2 separate regions of the Mus musculus genome follow, and region 2 is linked to region 1. A link is a contact called in ENCODE POLR2A ChIA-PET data. All regions are on one chromosome and are shown on one strand. The core of a region is the stretch at or near the end of the contact, and the rest is flanking DNA. Distances in the headings are between cores, read along the strand shown. Region 1 holds the start of Wdr82 (WD repeat domain containing 82). Region 2 holds the start of Parp3 (poly (ADP-ribose) polymerase family, member 3).

Region 1 (5,717 bases), core at 1,162-3,661:
TGGGAATTGAACTCAGGACCTGTGGAAGAGGTGCTCTTAACAGCTGAGCCATCTCTCAAGAAATCAGAATTAGGGGTCAAATCCCCTGGAACTAGTTACAGATGGTTACAAGGTGTAGGAGTCCACTTGTTCCTCTCTAAGAGCAAGTGCCTGTAGCCATCTCCAGCCCTTACATTTCCTTTTTGGGACAGCTGTTCAAGCTGCCTTGGATTCGCACCCCCAGCTCCCAAGCGCTGAAATTATAGGCACTGCTGGACACGTTCTTTTTTCAAGAAAGTTCTTTGGAGCATTGTAACTTTCTGTAAGTTTGTAATCATGTAAAAAGGTTACATGCCTGAATAAACATTTTTTTCAGTCTTAGTGTTTTATTCCTTTGAATAGGATATGCATTTCCATTACAGATTTGGGGGGGAGATTCTAAGCTATGTATTGCACCAAACATGTCAGACAAACCAATTTCAAATTACTTGTAGTTCCAAACAGAATCAAATAGTCAGACCAGTGTATGATAATAATCAATACACAAATATGAACATCAATTCAAATAACTATTTGTCCAGTTAGTAATTTTCTCTTCCCCAGGATCACCACTGTAGGAAACTCTCCCACATACAGCAAGCTCAAGTCCAACGACAGTTACGTAATACTTTGTTGGAGCTCCAGCGAGGAAACCCATCAAGGACAATATCATATACAGCTCATTCTACAATAGCTTTACTTTAGATAAACTCAGAGACAAGTTCCAAAAGAAAACTATTATTTGAAAAAAATAATAAACAAAGAGAACAGCTGCAAAAAGGAGAGAAAAAGCCAAGGATTCAAAAACAGGTAACTTTAACATAATGTCGAAAACAGTAGCTATTAAACTAAACACCTCCTGCTTAGGAAGGAAGCTGAAGTTGACAAAGGGAATCAAATTTAGCCTAAACTAGTTTCTGCTACAAAAGAGGTCACTGCTTACTTATCGAGGATTTGAACTTCCAGAGATGAGACAGGCAATGTCTTCCTCACACCCAGGCTATGAAAACGGCAAAGATACACAAGTTCTCCAACTAACATAATTTCCATAACCAGTTCCAGAATTCCAAAACTTTGATAACTATAAGCAAACCACAATCTGGCGGTTATTGTTTTTTGTTTTTTAACTGTTTTGAGTCAGGGTCTCTCTGCTATGAAGTCCAGAACTCAGGGTCTGACTGCCTCTATCGCCCAAATGCTGAGATTACTGGCTAAGCGGCCAAACTTGGGTTTTTTTTGTAATGCAAAAGGAAACACTAAATTGTTCCGGAATGCTTTCTTTGTTTTAAAGAGAGCTCACATTCTGACCAGAATGGGGCGGCCAAGTTCTCAGGAGTCTGGCAAAGAAAAGTTTCCAAGAGTCTGTTTAGTAAGTTAACTGTAAGCCTGGGTATTGGTACTGGGAAAGGACAGCAAGCTCACATGGGCACAATCGATAAATCCTGACAGCTTAAAAACTGCATCCCGCGGGGCTTGATTGCAGAAAAGCCGCGCGGGAAGCTGAGGGGTAGGGGGCGGGCACCGTGCCAGGGCTGAATCCAGGTCACTGCTGTGAAGGCAGAGAGCTGGACGCCACTGATGGACAGAACACAGCTCCTGCCGTTCTGCATCGAGCTCAGAGTCCACCCGCACATTCTGACAGTCGCCAGGGGAGTGGAAAGGGCTATCCGTCCGGCTGCAGGGTGCAGGGACATGGCGTTTAAAGGTCAAGGTCAAGGTGGGGTTTGGCAAGCGGGAAAAGCGCGCTCGGAAGAGAGCAAAGACACATGAACTAAGAACCATCATCATCTTAAAGAGGATCTCCTGCAGCACTGCGGGATGGAGGTGGCCCTGGCAAGAGCGCCTGCACCACATGCCTGGGGTTGGGGGTGGGGGCTCAGTCGGGGACCAGCGACAGAGGGAAGGAGAGGGGCACTTGGAACTCGGCCACTATCACACTCACTTGCCCTCCTGGCAGTCATAGAGCACGATGGAGTCATCATCGCTGCTAGAGATGACCGTCTCGCCATTGGGACTAAAGTCAAAGCAGTTGATCTTGTCTGAGTTCTCGCGGAACACCTTGGCGACGCGGAAGCTCCGGAGCACGCTGTCGGTCAGCTTCATGGCGGCGGCGGCTGCTGCTGCTGAAGGCAGCGGCGGCGCAGGGCCGGGGCGGGGCCGAGAGGCGAGCGATCGGGCGGGCTGCTCAGGGCCAACCCCGGCGGTGCGGGCGCCGCGCTGGAGACGAACCGAAGGACGGCTGACAGTGGGGCTGCCGCGTCCTCTTCCTCAGGCGACGCTCTCTCGCCCGGACGACGGGACCTCGCTGACCGTTCTTCTCCGGAGTCAATTCAGGGCCAACCGGCGCTCCGCCGGCTCATTGTGTCCGCCATCTTGAAGGGAGAAGCAAAATCAGAGGGCGAGGAGCTTGTGTCGCGGCGGACGCCGGGAAAGGGGGCGGGGAGGGAACGGAGGCGCGAGCTGGGGGAGGGGGGGCGGGACGATGACGTCAGCGGGGCGGCCTCCCGTTGCTGAGGCCCCGGAGCTGGAGCCCGCGGTTCTGGGGTGTGAACCTGCGGGCGTGGAGCATCTAAACCCTCTCTCTCGAGGGCAGGACTTGAGGTCGCCTCGGGGCTAGTGCCTTTGTGGGTGCTCTCAAGCCCCGGGGAGACGCTGGTGTCTCTGAGGCCGCAGGACCTGGCGGAGAGGCCTGCTCGTGTGTGGGTGTGAATCAGGTGAACCCATCACCGACTGACTTAACCACTGCACGGCCGAGCCAGGAGGCTTCGATTTGTTAGTTGAGTGATGTACAACATACACTTGCACGAAGTTTTAAGTGGCATTTTCAACTGGGTTTATATTAAACTTCAGAAGCTTGGAACTTCTTTTAAAATTTAATGAGAGTCGAAGCGCATGAAGATCCCTAACTTCTAGTGCGGGAGGAGGGGGAACCTTAGGAAGGGACATTTCACTCACTGGCAGGTGATTGCAAAGGCATGACAACCAGAGTCCCTTATAACCTGGGTTGACAAACGACGAAATGGAACACGAGAAAAAAATGGAGCCTTCTTGAAAAATGTGCGGGGGGGTTGCATCTCAGGTTCTTAGGTTAAAGAAAAAAGGTAGCTAGATAGAACTGGAAGTGGTTGGCTGAGGGAAAACGACAAGATTGTAAGTTTGTACTGCAGTTGTCTCCTGACAAAGGGCAGAGTTCCTGGCTACAATCTGTTCCGGGGTGTGAGGAAGGGAAGGAACCAGTTTGAGTGAAACCTGAATGGATGGCAACTTTCCAAATTGCAAATCTGTTCTAGAAAAACCTTCCACAGGTGGTTGCACTCAATCCCCAGTGATTGCCTTTGAGTTTAGGTGATCCAGGTGATCCAGGCTGCTATGGAGCTTGAGATAGCAAGGACAGATCTGGTGCCATGTGCCCGACTTGCTGTGGGAACTGAAGTTTTCTGAAGAGCATCTACAATAAAGATCCTGCAGACTGGCTGACTACAACATCGCAATTGTGGAGACATCAAATGTAGGCAAAGGATCTGGAACTATTTTAGGCCTCTTTAAAAACTAGTGTGTGTGTGTGTCTGTGAGTGCGTGCACACATGCTTTTACCTTCTGAGCCTTCTAAGGTGGCCTTGCTTTAGACTTTAAATAGCCATTTACTCTAACTTCCAACATTCTCCTAATAAATTTCTCGAGAGACATCATTCAGTTTAGCTTCATTCACCCTAAAGCTAAGATGGCTGTAACATCACCTGAAATCTATAATTTCCCTACTATACAGCTTTGCTGTGTGGCCCATCTACTTGATATTTTCACAAATATAATTGATCAACATACTGAATTTGTTTTGGGGGGGTGCTGTTCTGTGACTACAAATTTGTGTAATTTCTTCTAGGTAGAACCTGTTATTAAGGGTAAATTGACTCCTAATTCCTGGGCAAAGCTGTTCTTTTATATCAGCATTTGGGAAGCAAATATACCCAGGAGATGCCAGTGTATGTGTGTGTGTGTGTTTGGAGGGGTCTGTTTTAACATACAAATTTGACTGTAACAACAGTCTTAATTTACCAAAATGTTCTCTACCAAAAAAAAAAAAAAAAAAAAAAGCCTTGAAAGGTATCTTTCAAAACTATACCCTGGGGCTGGTGAGATGGCTCAGTTGGTAAGAGCACCCAACTGCTCTTCTGAAGGTCCAAAGTTCAAATCCCAGCAACCACATGGTGGCTCACAACCATCCGTAATGAGATCTGACTCCCTCTTCTGGAGTGTCTGAAAACAACTACAGTGTACTTACATATAGTAAAAATAAATAAATGTTTAAAACAAACAAAAAACTATACCCTGTACCTTCTTTAGACTTCACTGTTAAAGCTCCCTCCCAAGATTTAGCATCCTGTTTTTTTTTTTTTTTTTTTTTTAAAGATTTATTTATTTATTGTATGTAAGTACACTGTAGCTGTCTTCAGACACTCCAGAAGAGGGAGTCAGATCTCGTTACAGATGGTTGTTAGCCACCATGTGGTTGCTGGGATTTGAACTCCAGACCTTTGGAAGAGCAGTCGGGTGCTCTTACCCACTGAGCCATCTCACCAGCCCGCATCCTGTTTTTAAAATGGAAAAAAAAAAGTAATTTTTTTCATATTTTTCGATGGTCACTTGGATTCACTTGCTGGTTCGGCTCCCTGATCTGCTATAGTGGGCTTGCCTGGCTTCTAGTCCAGTATTATCACTGCCTTAAAGGATAGACTTTGAAAGTGACCCAAAATGGTTAGCTAGTTCCAGGGCAGAGGGAAAGCTGGAGTTAGGAGTGGACTGTGTCACTTAAAAAAACAAAACAAAACAAAAACCAAGAAAACAAAACAAAACAAAAAAAAAACGCTCCAGGTTTTGTGTGGTGGCTCCCACTTCTCATACTAGGGAGGTGGGAGCCAGCCAGGGCTGTAGAGTGGGCTTTGTTTTTGCTTTTAAAGATGACATAAACAGGATGGATCAGGGGTTAAGAGCCTCAACTGTTCTTCTAGAGGTCCTGAGTTCAATTCCCAGCAACCTCATGGTGACTCACAACCATCTGTAACAGGATCCAATGCCCTCTTCTGGTGTGTCTGAAGACATTGACAGTGTACTCACATACATAAAATAAATACTTTTTTTTTTTTTTTTTTTTAAGGTGAAACAAGCCAAGATCAGCACTGGGTGTAGTAGAATACACACGGAATCCCAGCACTCAGCAACTAGACAGGACTCTCTGGAGAACAATCTATGATCCATAATAAGACTACTTAAAAAAAAAATCTAAAAAGCAAACAAAACAGAAAAGGGACTAAGCACATGGCCTGTTGCCCAGGTGCCCAGGTCCAGCCTCCAGAGACACGTGCCACCTCTCCATTTTTTTTTTCTTACAAATTCTAATTGAGGTACACTCTGAGCTAAAGTGCCCAGCAGGGCTTCCTTAGAGCCTTGGGATAATTAGAGTCAGGTGGCTTCTTTAGGCCTTTTAAAAGAGGGTGTGTGTGTGTGTGTGTGTGTGTGTGTGTGTGTGTGTGTAAAGAGTAACTGCACCTGAAGAAAGCTGGGATGTTAAAACACAATGAACCCAGTGGTGACTTTGTGTAGACTGTTTCAGATGTAGTGGATTGTTCACTTAGGACTGCAGCATACCCCCTGAGTTTATTGATTTGCTAAGTAAATGCTTCCTTTTGTTCCCTCAAGGGGAG
Region 2 (5,717 bases), core at 1,638-4,137, 310 kb before region 1:
CTAAGTAGTACTGACTAAACCACGTGTGATGGAATTTCTTGCTGTCCCTTCTAGGCCCCAGTGTCCGTGAGCCAGCTCAGGACACTCCCTTCACTCACAGACAGGTCCAGCTTAGACCTGTTTCTGGGAGCTTAGGTAGGTGTTTCGAACTCTCAGCCAGCAGACCAAGACAGCTGCACCCCTAATCACAAGCCTGCAGACATCCCATCAGCTACCTGCTGTCGCCCAGCACCCTGCCCAGGACTTCCTCCAGAAGGGACTTTAAAACCCATCAGGAATAGCAGTGTCCTGGGGCATGTCCCAGCACTTGAGGGCAGAGGCAGGCAGGTCTCTCTGAGTTTGAGGCCAGCTTGGTCTACATAGCGAGTTCCAGGGCAGCCAGAGTTACAAAGTCCCTGCCTAAAAGAACAGAACAAAAAACCATGTCTCAGGAAAGTCAAGGCCAGACCTTGGCCCAGAGTTATGTCCTTTCTGAGTGCATCCAAACCAATCAGTCTCTTACTTCAGGGCCCACACACAGAAAAGCAGACTAGAGTTAGAGGTGTGGCGGCTCAGCAGGTAAAGACACTTGATGCTGAGACCTTATAAACGGCATTTAGCAATTCTGCTTTTTTGTTTTGTTTTGTTTTGTTTCCCAAGACATATTTTCGCCACGTAGCCCAGGCTGGCCTCAAACTCACAGATCTGTCTGCCTCTGCCTCCTAGGTACTGAGGAATTAAAGGTGTGCGCCACCACGCCCAGCACCACTTTTTGTTTAAAAAAAAAATCCCTTTTGAAAGAAAAGCTGTTTCAACCCTGAATTTAAGGTGTGTACGCATTTATTTTTACTTTCACCCAAGTTAGATCAGCAGAAGAAAACTGAGTGGTGCTTCTGTAGTTATCACATTTATTTCGTGACACAAGTTAAAAGACTTAAGAGGTGGTAAAGAATGGGCTGGAAAAAAATGGCTCATCGGCTAAGAACTCCTGCTGTTCTTACAGCGACCCTGGGTTCAGTCCCAGCACCCCTCAGGTGGCTCGCTCGCAACCCCCTGATGTGACAGTTCCAGGGGCTCCAATGTCCTCGGTCTCCCATGGGCATCAGCATGTACACACACACACATAAATAAATAAATAAATAAATAAATAAATACCCAAAGTGTTTAGCACAGGTCCTGGAGGCAGAAGCAGGCAATGTCTTTGAGGTTAAGGCCAGCCTGATCTATACAGGTTGTTCCAGGACAGCCATGGCTACGTGGAAAAACCTTGCCAAAAAAAAAAAAAAAAAGCTGAGCAAATTAAGGCACCACATATTCACTTTTAGAAGCAGAACTGATAGCCAGGTCTGTAATCCTGGCACTCGGGAGGCAGAAGCAGGCAGATCTCTTAAGTTCACGGCTACCCTGGCCTGTACCTATCACCTGCCGGTTTATCCTTTCTTCCTTCCACCCTGGCACACTAATACCCCAGATTTGTCTCTGGTCCCTGAACCTCTTCCCTACCGCTCCAGGACACTCCTCGTCTCTCCAGGCTCAACTTTTTAAAAGGCTTCTTCTGTTCTCACAACACATGTCTCCAAGATACACACCTGCAGACACTGACACGGCCTCTCTCCACTTGCCTGCTCACCCGTGTTCGCAACAGTGAAACAAGACCCTAATGTTAGGAAGGCTACATATGTGACAGTACAAAGCTGAAGCCTAGGATCATTCGAACCCAGGAGATCAAGGCCACCTTGGGCAAAACAACAGAGACCTCATCTCAAAAAGGTGCCCAAGGACACCAGTCGTTGTGGTACTGTGTGAAGATGGAATTAAGAACAGGAGGATGTGTTCTGTACCGTTCTCTCCTTGCCTCTCAATCAATCCAGACCTGTGCCTGCCTCCATGTCATAAAGCGAAAAAAGGTCCCAAGCTCTCCCTCCCACAGGAGCCCAGCGTCTTCCCCATAGACACATCAGAGATAAACGACGATATCTCACTGCCGGAAACTGGAGGGTAGACCCAGGATCTCGAGCCAAACACCCAGCTCTGTTGCCAGTCGCACTGAGTCTTCTAGTCACCACGAGCCTCCGTTTATCCTTCCTCCCGGTAAAAACTCACCTCTCGCTCTCAGAATCGCTGGAAATCTCTTCATTCATTTTGCCGCCACCCTTGGACTTGCCCCTGTCCGCAGCAGAGTCTACCTGGAAATCAAACGATCCTCTCTTGGTCACGAGGCCCAGGACTGAGAGAGGCAAGTAGCACCTGGCCCTGGCCAAGTAGAAGGTTTCCCAGGATTTGGTGGATAGAAGAAAAGAGATGTAGGCTTCCTTCTGACGGAGCCCTTGGCAAAGATACTTGCCCCGATGGGGGCCCTGGGATGGAACGATGGCTCTCCCAGGAGCTAGATCGGTCGCGCCCAAGAGTACACCATGCTCACCTTTCGCCGCCGCTTGCCGGCCACCGGAGCCGCCCCGGGCCCGGGAGCTGGCTTTGCCCGCTTACGAGTTGCCACGGCGGTCGACATACTGTTCAAGGTGCCGCTACCCCGAAGAACTCACATGGCTGCTAAACCCCAGCCGCATGGCAAGACCCGGAGCCCTGATAGGTTCCCACGGCGCAGCGGGCCCCACCTTCCGCAGCTCCATTGGGCCCTTGAGAAGATCCTGCCACGCCCCCAAACGTCTATTGGACCGACGCAGCTGGACACGCCTTCAAGAGCTCCTATAGGCTCCGGCGCCAGCCTGGAGTAGGAAGCAAGTCTCTCTTGCGATTTCCGGCCTGGGCCTGTGGCGCTTGCGCTCTGCTAACGCCTGACTAGCAGGGAGGGGTGGGGCCAGGAGGGCATGCGGTGCTTGCGTCTTATGGCCACAAGGTGGAGCCAGAGGTGCGGGGTTCTGTGATTTTTCCGCTGGAACAGCGATTGAAGCTAATACAACCAGACTCTAAAACTTAAGGAATGGAATTCAGGCAGCTCTGGAGAGGAGACAGCATCCGAACCCAGAGCCAAAATCACCGGGCAAATAATGGATATATGCTGTATGTGCCTAGTCAAAGCTGCATGAGGGGCCAGTCAGTCCGAGCGGCTTTGGATACGTCTACATTACTGTCATTTCATCTCTGGGACTGGCCACCAACCTCAGCCTACCCAGCCTCTGACTCACCCCACTAGCGGCCAAAAGCTGGAATTCTACACCACCCCCAAGCTCTTTCCCCTCCTCACGTGATTGCTGGGAAATCCCTACCAAAAACTAGCTGAAGGCTCACGAAGGGTCGCTAGATGGGATCCCAGACTTGGAACTTGTTTCTTAGGAGGCACATTCAGCATTCCTGATACCGGGCTGGATAACAGCCACCTCTTCCAGGGTCCTGTTTCATTTGGGTGAGTGTCCTTTGGCCCTGCCCTAGAGTCCTCTGCAGGGCAGGGAAGGGTGAGGTTAAAGTGGCTCTTGCTCTCTCTGGCACTTGAAAGCCTGAAACTTTGGCTGGCACCCCAGAACTCAGGACTGTTAGCAAAAGGCTACACCACTTGGTCCTAAGCTCTAGAGAGGTAGATCCAGCTGCAGAAGGGCAACTTATAGGGTCCTTCCCCTGTAGCTCAGATGATTCAGCCCAGCAACCTAGCCAGATGACTGACAGGAGGAGGAAATGTTCTAGAAGGGGAAGGGCCCCAGCGTGGGTGGGGTGAGCCGGCTTTCACTTTTTCTGCTGCCTCGGGGAACACCTCGAGCCAACTGCTTCCTAACTCCAGGGTGGGCAGAACTGACGGGCTCTAAGCTTCTGCATCTCTGAGGTACAAAGTGCAGGTTTGGAGATGGGGATATGTAAACCAAGGAGTAGGAGGCCAGCCTCCTAAAGGGCAAATCTGAACGCTCCCTACCTCTTGCCCCAGGAGAACCATGGCTCCAAAACGAAAGGCCTCTGTGCAGACTGAGGGCTCCAAGAAGCGGCGACAAGGGACAGAGGAGGAGGACAGCTTCCGGTCCACTGCCGAGGCTCTCAGAGCAGCACCTGCTGATAATCGGGTCATCCGTGTGGACCCCTCATGTCCATTCAGCCGGAACCCCGGGATACAGGTGAGCTGAAGCCATGTTCAGACCGCAGCCTTTTTGTTTGTTTGTTTTTGTTTGCTTGTTTTGTTGTGTTGTTGTTTTTCAAGACAGGGTTTCTCTGTATGGCCCTGGCTGTCCTGGAACTCATTTTGTAGACCAGGCTGGCCTCTGGCCTCGAATTCAGAAATCCGCCTGTCTCTGTCTCCCAAGTGCTGGGATTAAAGGCGTGGGCCACCACCGCCTGGCAGACCACAGCCTTCTTTCTCCTCCTTGGGTTCTCTGTTCTAGCCAGGGATTGCGTACCTGTCTTCTGAAGACTGCCAAGGTGGGCTGTTATTCCATTGGGTCAAGGTGTACCATGTCTGACCATCAGACACTAGGGTGCATCACACTCAAGGAAGGGGCCTGACTCAATTTCCCCCGGGACCCTCTTCCGTGTTCCCTCAAACTGAGCCCTCAGGGCAGAGCCAGGTCTTTTTTCAGATTCCCCCACCCAGGAAGCAGCTGCATCCTCTCCAAATTCCCAAGCCCACAGCAGGGCTTCATCACATCCAGTCAGACTGTGACCCTGCCCCCCAAGGGCAGAGACACCCAAGTGCCAAAGACAAGGCCCCCCCCATGATGTTCCCTGGTGTACACACCCAGCCCACGCCCCACGGACTCACCCTACACAGGTCCACGAGGACTATGACTGTACCCTGAACCAGACCAACATCGGCAACAACAACAACAAGTTCTATATTATCCAACTGCTGGAGGAGGGTAGTCGCTTCTTCTGCTGGAATCGCTGGGGCCGCGTGGTGAGCGAGCCATCGCCCGGGCTGCCCTCCCCCATCCCCCCTCCCCCCCTTGGGCATCCAAAGAGCTGGCTTCGTCTGCAGCTGTTTGGAGGGCCCAGCCCAGAGACCAGCAAATCTTGCTGGTGGACACACCCCTGAAAGTTGTCCCTTGCAGGGAGAGGTGGGCCAGAGCAAGATGAACCACTTCACCTGCCTGGAAGATGCAAAGAAGGACTTTAAGAAGAAATTTTGGGAGAAGACTAAAAACAAATGGGAGGAGCGGGACCGTTTTGTGGCCCAGCCCAACAAGTACACACTTATAGAAGTCCAGGGAGAAGCAGAGAGCCAAGAGGCTGTAGTGAAGGTGATGGGGCAGCAGGGGGCAGCAGGGGGTAGAGGGGAGGGACTGCCTGCCAGCCCATCCTCCAGTCCCATCCTCCCTCTCTGGTCTCAGCCGAGGCCCTGCTCCCTGTGTGGGCATTCTGCCTAATGGCTGCTGCCCGAGCAGGCCTTATCTCCCCAGGTGTACAGCGGCCCTGTGAGGACCGTGGTCAAGCCCTGCTCCCTAGACCCTGCCACCCAGAACCTTATCACCAACATCTTCAGCAAAGAGATGTTCAAGAATGCAATGACCCTCATGAACCTGGGTGAGGAGGAGCTCTCTGCAGGGTGGCAGCTACCCCTGACCCCCACCCCCACCCCCACCCCCACCCCTGATCTCAGGGGCTACAGGGCTCAGCTCGTCCCTTCATCCCCCAGATGTGAAGAAGATGCCCTTGGGAAAGCTGACCAAGCAGCAGATTGCCCGTGGCTTCGAGGCCTTGGAAGCTCTAGAGGAGGCCATGAAAAACCCCACAGGGGATGGCCAGAGCCTGGAAGAGCTCTCCTCCTGCTTCTACACTGTCATCCCACACAACTTCGGCCG

What was found. ChIA-PET counts read pairs that join two places held with the same protein, here RNA polymerase II (POLR2A).
Region 2: POLR2A ChIA-PET joins it to region 1 with 16 read pairs in embryonic stem cell. The contact joins the promoter of Parp3 here to the promoter of Wdr82 in region 1. POLR2A ChIA-PET finds 5 or more read pairs at or near these places in 4 of 5 experiments (Patski and embryonic stem cell).

Annotation. Positions count from the first base shown.
Region 1 is chr9:106,167,623-106,173,339 of GRCm38, reverse strand. It overlaps Wdr82 (WD repeat domain containing 82), which reads right to left and starts at 2,411. Exons shown (of 9, transcript NM_029896.1): 1 at 1,961-2,411. The coding sequence starts at 2,121.
Region 2 is chr9:106,474,119-106,479,835 of GRCm38, reverse strand. It overlaps Parp3 (poly (ADP-ribose) polymerase family, member 3), which reads left to right and starts at 2,887. Exons shown (of 11, transcript NM_145619.3): 1 at 2,887-3,343; 2 at 3,854-4,037; 3 at 4,688-4,813; 4 at 4,968-5,156; 5 at 5,316-5,439; 6 at 5,552-5,717. The coding sequence starts at 3,861. Rrp9 (RRP9, small subunit (SSU) processome component, homolog (yeast)) reads right to left here and starts at 2,527. Exons shown (of 15, transcript NM_145620.4): 1 at 2,402-2,527; 2 at 2,083-2,165. The coding sequence starts at 2,488.